Linked DNA regions of Homo sapiens: region 1 is linked to region 2. Evidence: read pairs that join two places in POLR2A ChIA-PET (ENCODE). Cell type or tissue: GM12878. All regions are shown on one strand. Links, peaks and the distances in the headings refer to the core of each region. The heading gives the core; the rest is flanking DNA. Region 1 overlaps GPR107 (G protein-coupled receptor 107). Region 2 overlaps FNBP1 (formin binding protein 1).

Region 1 (4,390 bases), core at 255-4,254, 110 kb before region 2:
CCAGTAAGACAAGGCTCCTCCCGCAAAAGACTCACAGCCTTGTAAGGCTGGCCTTGGCCCTCGGCCCCAAACATGGTAAGGATTTAGGAAATGTTTGCCCCTCACGTCTACTACCATATTCTACCTGTGGAAACTCACTGGTGTAGTTCACGGTTTTAAAATACTTTGTTAATAAAATCACTACATCTCTGAGCTTCCTTGCCAAGGGCACCATTTAGTTATGAAGCAAATGATGCAGAAGAGAAAACAGTACTGTGTGTTACTGTGTGTCTCCCTGTCACTGTCAGCAGCTCTCTACTCAAAATCTAGGCCCCCAAAGGCCAGTGGCTGACTGATGCCCAAGCATCTCCCAGTGCAATGACCTGAAGTCTGTTCAGAATTCAGAAAGAGAATCTCAGTCTTCAACCTCCACTAGCAGAAGCTGGGGTTTCAGGGTGAGGTGACTCCCTCTTCCCATACAGGCTTGGAGCTGAGCCCTGCTAAGCGCCAAGAAAGGAAGTGACAAATGGGATGAGGGTTCTTTTACCTGGAGTGGAATGACAATCATGAAGATCTTTTTGTCTTTATCAGAAAGGATGTGCTTAATGAAAGCCCAGCCAGTGCCAATGAGTGCAATGGTGATGAAGAGTAGCGCCCCTTTCAAACTGGAAGAGAAAACAAGGAACAGACACCAGCAGGTCTCTTTAGACTCTCACTGCCAGTTAGATTGCATAGCTCATTCTATGAGTTCACAAGCTTCTTACAAAAGACGGGCAGCCAAATTTAGGAAATCCATCATACATGAGCACCACTTCCTTCAGGGCACACAGTTAGCTCTGCACCCCACAGCCTGGACAGCCAATGGCCGCAGAGAGGCAGGAGTATGCCACTAAGCCCGACTTCCCAAGTCTGGACAGCCACCCATGAGCTACACTCCTCTGGTATGGCAGGGGCCCAGACAGGCTGCCACAGGAGGGCAGGGCTGGTTAACTTGGGGCAGGTTGTTGCCCACCCCCCTTGTCTTGTATGTCATTTCATGGTGTATTTCACATGGACCTGCATACTTACAGGTGAGTTATGTAGTACACAACAGCCCAGCCTTCGATAGGGAAGCCCTGGGAGGAGATGTAGTGGTAGTCAATCTGAAATCAAACAACTGCATTTCAGAATCACTCATTATCTACATGGCTCCACAAAGAATCTTTTAACTTGGACCCATTTGGGAAATTATCCAAATCATTGTCATTTGGTGACGCTGCCACTGGATATATTATTGCCTTTTCCAAGGAGGCCACTTTCAAGTACAGCAAAGAGTACATGTCTAGAGACTGTCATCCTTGCAAGTGTGCTCCACGGGCACTTGGAGGCCCACAGACAGGAGAAGTTGTGATCTTACCCCCTTGGGCAAGTTCATTTTAATTTGCATAAGTTCCAAATATACAAAGCTGAGGCTCAATTCTCATGCCTCCAGCTTTATAGCATCAATTTTCTCTCAGATAAATATGCTAATACTGAATTGAACTTCAAATCACAGAGGAACATGAGGGAATATCTGGAAACATAAAAAAGTCGTGGAGGCCGGGCGTGGTGGCTCATGCCTGTAATCCCAGCACTTTGGGAGGCTGAGGCGGGCGGATCACGAGGTCAGGAGATCGAGACCATCCTGGCTAACACGGTGAAACCCCGTCTCTACTAAAAATACAAAAAAATTAGCTGGGCGTGGTGGCGGGCGCCTGTAGTCCCAGCTACTCGGGAGACTCAGGCAGGAGAATGGCGTGAACCTGAGGGGAGGAGCTTGCAGTAAACAGAGATCACGCCACTGCACTCCAGCCTGGGCAACAGAGCGAGGCCCCGTCTCAAAAAAAAAAAAAAAAAAAAAAAAAAAAAAAAAAAAAAAAAAAAGTCGTGGAAACAAGTCAGCAGGTGGCACTCTCATCTCTAGAAATGGTAAAAAAACAAAACAAACCAAAAACAAAGAAATAAAAACAATAATAAGTGTTCTAGAAAAACTGTAGGTCTGTAAGCAGTATTAGAAGATGTCTGAAGTCTAATATGAGGGGAGGTGGTAATCATTTACCCGCATGGCCAGGCCCTCCCAGACAAGAGGAGGCTTTATGAGAAATGTATTCTTTGTCTTTGTTTCCCACCAATCTATCCCCTTTCTTCAAATTTCTTTTGCCTGCTCACACAGGCATTATACGTAATTTCATGAATGATCCTCAAAATGCTAATACATACTGCATGGAACACCAAGGAAAGAGACTTGGTGAAAGGAAGGGCCGCCATCAGCCAGTGGATTTTAAATACATCATTCCTATAAAAACAGAGAGAAAACAATTAAAGGAAGATTCCATTCTCCCAAAGGACAGCCAAAGCTCCAGACATTAGCTATATTTATAAGGAGACAGGAAATATAATCTGTGCAAACCACAAACATGAAACTTTTTTTTTTTTTTGAGACAGGGTCTTATTCTGTCGCCCAGGCTAGAGGACAGTGGTGTCATCACGGCTCACTGCAGCCTTGAACTCAGGCTCAAGCGATCAAGCAGCTCTCAGGAAGCTGAGGTGGGAGGATGGCTTTAGGTGTATGCCACCATGCCCAACTAATTTGTTTTGTATTTTTTATACAGAAAGGGTTTTGCTAAGTTTCCCAGGCTGGTCTTGAACCCCTGGCCAAGCAATCCACCCACTTCGGCCTCTCAAAGTGTTGATATTACAGGCATGAGCCACTGTACCCAGCTAAAACTTTTTTTTTTTGAGACAAGAGTATCGTTCTGTCACCCAGGCTGGAGTGCAGTGGCACAAACTTGGCTCCCCGCTAACTCCACCTCCCGGGATCAAGTGATGCCCCCCCACCGCCTCAACCTCCTGAGTAGCCGGGATTACAGGCGTGCGCCAAGATGTCTGGCTAATTTTTGTATTTTTAGTAGAGACAGGGTTTCACCACATTGGCCAGGCTGATCTTGAACTTGTAACTTCAAGTAATCCACCCGCCTCTGCCTCCCAAAGTGCTGGGATTACAGGGGTGAGCCGCCACACCCAGCCACTTTTTTTATAAAGTACGTTTTGCTGGTAAAAAAGGCCTTGAATGGAGTCCTAAAGTAATCTCTAATACACAATTTAATGTTGTGAATGAACCTGAGAGTTATGCACCAAAGCTAGACATGATGGATTCCAACTCTTGAGTAAATGGAAATCTAACACAGGCTGCCAGCTTGTTCCCGGAAACCACCCTGGGAAAGCCAGAGGCAAGAATGAGGTAGATGGACCTGAGAAAACAGCACAGAACTCCTAGGAAAGCAGAAAGCGATTACAAATAGCTGTAGGGGAAGTCTGCAGCCCAGAGTAGGGGGACTGGGAGCCAGCAGTAGGGATGTGTGAGGAGAAAGTGCCAGGGTCATGCCCATTTCTCTCTCCTTCATGGCTGGTGTCTGCAAATACCCCAGGCCAATGAGACAAAGCACCCATTCCCATGCCCACCCCATCACAGATACTAGTCCACCTTTCGGCTGCCGGGCATTAAATTCCTCTACTCCTTCCCACCTCCCCTTAGGAATTAACCTAATAGAACATATTAAGACTATTATGAGGCTAGGTGCAGTGGCTCATGCCTGTAATCCCACACTTAGGGAGGCTGAGGTGGGAAGATTACTTAAGCCCAAGAGTTTGGGATTAGCCTGGGCAAGATGACAAAACTCCATCTCTACCAAAAATACAAAAAGTTAGCTGGGTGTGGCGGTGCACACCTGTAGTCCCAGCTACTTGGGAGGCTGATGTGGGAGGATCACTTGAGCCCAGGAGGCAAAGGCTGCAATGAGCCGTGACTGTGCCATTGCACTCCAGACTGGGTGACAGAGCGAGTCCCTGTCTCAAAACGGTCTCAAAACAAACAAAAATTAAGCCAGGAGTGGTGGTGCGTCCCTATAGTTTCAGCTATTCGGGAGGCTGAGGTGGGAGGATCACTTGAGCTCAGGAGTTTGAGGCTGCTGTAAGCCTTGATTACGCCACTGCTCCAGCCTGGACAACTTAGTGAGACCCTGTCTCAAAAAAAAAAAAAAAAACCCAAAGAATACAGGCAGCCACAAGAGGGGAAATGGTTAAGTCTCTAAAATGATAATCCACATCACCAATATTCAGAGAAACGCAAAATAAAGCAAGATACCACTTTACACCTATCAGATTGGCAAAAATTAAGATGTCAGTATTGGTAAGAATGTGGAGAAACAGCAAACCTTATTATGTATGCACCACTGGTAGACGTATAAACCTATATGCCACACTGGAAGGCAATCTGGCCCTTAACGAAATTAACTGATGGCTGGGCGCAGTGGCTCATGCCTGTAGTCCCAGCACTTTGGGAGGCCGAGGCGGGAGGATCTCTTGAGGCCAGGAGTTCAAGACCTGCTTGGCC
Region 2 (4,390 bases), core at 193-4,192:
AGTGCCCACTTTTGAACTTTACATGAGTGTAATCATTTGGTATGCATTCTTGTGTATCTGGCTTCTTTTGTTCTATATTACGTTTGTGAGATTGACCATGTGGTAGCATGTGGTGGGATCTGCTTATTTTCATTGCTGTTGAGTGTTTTGGTCTGTGAATGCACCAGAACTCATCCGTTCTGACTAGGTGATTGGTTGTTTCTAATTTAAGCTATAATGAGTAGCGCTCCAACGAGCATTATTGTACAAGGCTTTTTGTGTGTATCTGAACACATTTCCTAGGATCTACGTAGGCATCTAATTGCAAGGTCACAGGCTACTCATATGCTTAGCTTTGGTGGATAGGGTTCAGCCATTTCCAGTGTGCTTGTACTAATTCACACTCCCTTCTGTAATGTGTTGAGGGGTCATGTGGAATAGTATTTTAAAAGTACTTCGGGCCGGGCGCAGTGGCTCACGCCTGTAATCCCAGCACTTTGGGAGGCAAAGGTGGGCGGATTGCCTGAGGTCAGGAGTTCGAGACCCGCCTGGCCAACATGGTGAAACCCCGCCTCTACTAAAAATACAAAAATTAGTGGGGCATGGTGGCAGGCGCCTGTAATCCCAGCTACTTGGGAGGGTGAGACATGAGAACTGCTTGAACCCGGGAGGTGGAGGTTGCAGTGAGCTGAGATTGTGCCACTGCACTCTAGCCTGGGTGACAGAGTAAGACTCCTTCTCAAAAAAAAAAAAAAAAAAGTGCTTTGGGGCCAGGTGTGGTGGCTCATGCCTGCAATCCCAGCACTTTGGGAGGCTGATGAGGGAGGATAGTGTGAGCCCAGAGACTTCAAGACCAGCCTGGGCAACATAGTGAGCCCCCTGTCTCTGTTTTTTTTTTTTTTTTAAGTACTTTGGATCTCCTTACATCTTTTAATGATGAGATTATCCAAGAAATTTGTGTTTTTATAGAATATATTTAAAAGTTCTTGGTAGAACTAAGCTTGAACTTGAAGTGGCATGCAAAGTCCTTAATGATTTCATGTTGTATAGTTGTAGTTGAATTGGTTTGTGGATATTGTTTTAAGGCCTGTTAAAGAGCTAGATGATTTTGATTTAGAAACATTTACTTTCCTTTTTCTTTAATTTTTTTTTTTTTTTTGAGACAGTCTCACTCTGTCGCCCAGGCTGGAGTGCAGTGGTACAATCTCAGCTCACTGCAATCTCCGCCTCCCAGGTTCAAGTGATTCTCCTGCCTCAGCCTTCCAAGTAGCTGGGATTACAGGCTTGTGCCACCATGCCTGGCTAATTTTTGTATTTTTAGTAGAGAGAGTGTTTCACCATGTTGGCCAGGCTGGTCTTGAACTCCTGACCTCAAGTGATCCGCCTGCCTCGGTCTCCCAAAGTGCTGGGATTACAGGCGTGAGCCACCGTGCCCAGCCCTTTTTTCTTTTTTTTTTTTTTTAATTTTCTTCAAGCTCCCTCACCATTGAGTTTTAATCCAAAGAGCATCTGCATAAAAGATATGTGTTCTTGGCTGGGCGCAGTGGCTCATACCTGTAATCCCAGCACTTTGGGAGGCCAAGGCAGGTGGATCACGAGGTCAGGAGTTTGAGACCAGCCTGGTCAAGATGGTGAAACCCCGTCTCCACTAAAAATACAAAAATGAGCCAGGCATGGTGGCGGGTGCCTGTAATCCCAGCTATTCAGGAGGCTGAGGCAGGAGAATCGCTTGAGCCCAGGAGGCAGAGGTTGCAATGAGCCAAGATCGCGCCACTGCACTCCAGCCTGGGCAACAGAGCAAGACTCCATCTCAAAAAAAAAAAAAAAAAAAAAAGAGCTATGTGTTCTTATAAGGGTTTCTGTTGTTGTTTCAGCAAGCTGGGATTACAGGTGTGAGCCACTGTGCCTGGCCCCAGATTTTGTTTTTATTGAGTGAATAACATGTAAAACATCACACAATGAAATAATTTTTATAAGTGGAGAATCCAGATCAGTTTCTAGTGCCCTGTGTGCATATCAGTCTCGTCAACACGTCAGGGGCTTTTCGAACTGAAAGTAGGAATAGAACATGGTCTGTTTCACGTTGATTATTTGAATGCTGCACTATTAGTCATGCAATGTTGTCTTTCATGTGAAAATGGGCTACGTGCGAGCTCTCAAGCGGGCTACTGGTATTCTTCCCACGACAGTCTCCCTTGCTGGCCCCTGCTCTTCCCCTGCCTCTTCACATTGCTGTGCCCAGCATCTGCTTCTCAGTCCTTCTCCCTTCCCAGTCTGTACTCTCCTGGTGACCTCAACTGTCTCATGGCTTTAGGTATAATCCATATGGCAATGACTCACAGATATGGATCTCTAAGCCAGACCTCTCTCCTGAATTCCAGAAACAGCTTGCTCAAAGTCTCCACTTAGAAATGTCTAAAAACTTGGCTGGGCGCGGTGGCTTATGCCTGTAATCCCAGCACTTTGGGAGGCTGAGGCGGGCGGATCACGAAGTCAGGAGATCGAGACCATCCTGGCTAACACGGTGAAACCCCATCTGTACTAAAAATACAAAAAATTAGCTGGAAATGGTGGCGGGCGCCTGTAGTCCCAGCTACTTGGGAGGCTGAGGCAGGAGAATGGCATGAACCCAGAAGGCAGAGCTTGCCGTGAGCCAAGATCACACCACTGCACTCCAGCCTGGGCGACAGAGTGAGACGCCATCTCAAAGAAAAAAAAAAAAAAGGAAATGTCTAAAAACCATCTGAAATGATCTGAAATGTAACATGTCTGAAACTGAACTCCGGATCTCCCCAACTTAAAAATCCACATGTCTAGGCCAAGTGAAGTGGCTCACACCTAAAATCTTAGCACTTCAGGAGGCCGAGGTGGGTACTTGAGCCCAGGAGTTGGAGGCCAGCCTGAGCAACATAGCGAGACCCTGCCTCTAAAAAGAATTTTAAAAAATTAGCCAGGCATGGTGGCGCACACCTGTAGTCCCAGCTACTTGAGAGGCTGAGGAGGGCGGATGCTTGAGCCCAAGACGCTGGGGCTGCAGTGAGCCATGATTGCACTACTGCACTCCAGCCTGGGCAACAGAGCAAGACCCTATCTCAAAAAAAAAAAAAATCTGCATTTCCACGACCTAGATTTTCCTCCACTCACCTGAGGGTAGCTGCATCCTTCCTGGTTTAGGTCAAAAACCCTAGCATCACCCAGGTGCAGGGGGATCACTGGAGGTCAAGAGTTCAAGACCAGCTGACTAACATGGTGAAACCCTGTCTCTACTAAAAATACAAAAACATTAGCCAGGCGTGGTGGTGGGCGCCTGTAATCCTACCTACTCAGGAGGCTAAGGCAGGAGAATCCCTTGAACCCAGGAGGCAGAAGTTGCAGTAAGCTGAGATTGTGCCACTGCACTCCAGCCTGGGTGACAGAGCAAGACTCCATCTCAAAAAAAAAAAAAAAAAAACCCTGGTGTCATCATCATCTCTGTCTGCCTTCTTTTCTCACACACTCACACTCCCCAGCTCAAGCCATCAGGAAATCTTGACTTCTCTACAGATTTATCCAGGATCTGACACTTGTTATCACCTCCACTGCTGCCACTGTGGTCCATGTCACATGGCCTACGTGGTCCATGATCTTTTGCCTGGTTATGATGAGTCTACTAACTAGTTTCCCTTATTCTACCTCTATCCCCTATTCCCTGATTTCTACAGAGCAGCCAGATTACAGTATTCCTCTGTTCAAAATTCCAGTGCGTCCCCATTTCATTCAGAGTAAATCCAAAAACCTTACGGTGAAAGTCCTCCAAAACCTTGTATAATCTGGTTCCCACACCTTTCTGACATCATCTGTTTTAACTCTCTTCCTCCTCCTCTCTGCTGTAACCATACAGAGGCCTCCTTCCTGTTTTTTGTACATGCCAGGCATCCCCTCACCCGAGAGCTATTGCGCTAGCCCTTCCATGTAGATATCACCTATGTGTTCTTCCCCAGGCTCCAAGTGGCTGACTCCCTCTCCTGCTTCCAGTTTCTGCTCAGTGAGGCCCACCTCGTCCCTTAGCCCACTTAGCCTGCTTTGCTTTTTCAGTTTTCCTATATTACTGGTAACTTTCTACCATTTTATATAGTTTTCTTGTTTAGTTTTGAAAATTGACAAAATATGTATTTCTATATTATTTGTATATAAAATTGTATATATTTATGGTATACATGATGTCTTGAAATATGTATACGCTGCAGAATGCCCAAATCAGGCTAATTAACATATGCATTACTACTCAAACTTAATATTTTTTTTGTGGGAAGAACATTAAAATCTACTCTTCTAGCAATTTAGCAACCCCTCCCCTCCCCTCCCCTTCCCTCTTTCTTGAGACAGGGTCTCACTCTGTCACCCTGGGTGGAGTGCAGTGGCACGATCTTGG

The links. Peaks named below come from ENCODE experiments on the same cell type or tissue, not always from the same donor. Only the 100,000 strongest peaks of a DNase experiment are listed, where the experiment ranks them.
Region 1: POLR2A ChIA-PET joins it to region 2 with 5 read pairs; 4 of 35 experiments call an interaction of 5 or more read pairs at or near these places.

The regions. Positions count from the first base shown.
Region 1 is chr9:130,097,360-130,101,749 of GRCh38, reverse strand. GPR107 (G protein-coupled receptor 107) reads right to left here. Exons shown (of 18, transcript NM_020960.5): 10 at 2,218-2,293; 11 at 1,048-1,121; 12 at 527-644. Among named protein-coding and RNA genes, the nearest start is that of GPRACR, 45 kb to the left of the region's middle. In GM12878, for the core only: a CTCF peak has its summit at 1,908 (motif pointing right); a DNase peak (open chromatin) is centred at 1,956.
Region 2 is chr9:129,989,973-129,994,362 of GRCh38, reverse strand. All of the region lies in intron 2 of FNBP1 (formin binding protein 1), which reads left to right. Among named protein-coding and RNA genes, the nearest start is that of FNBP1, 51 kb to the left of the region's middle. RefSeq lists enhancers at 2,116-2,165, 2,176-2,225 and a silencer at 4,299-4,390. In GM12878, for the core only: no CTCF peak of the experiment used is centred there; DNase peaks (open chromatin) are centred at 2,092 and 3,831; H3K4me3 peaks cover 1,408 bases; H3K27ac peaks cover 4,000 bases.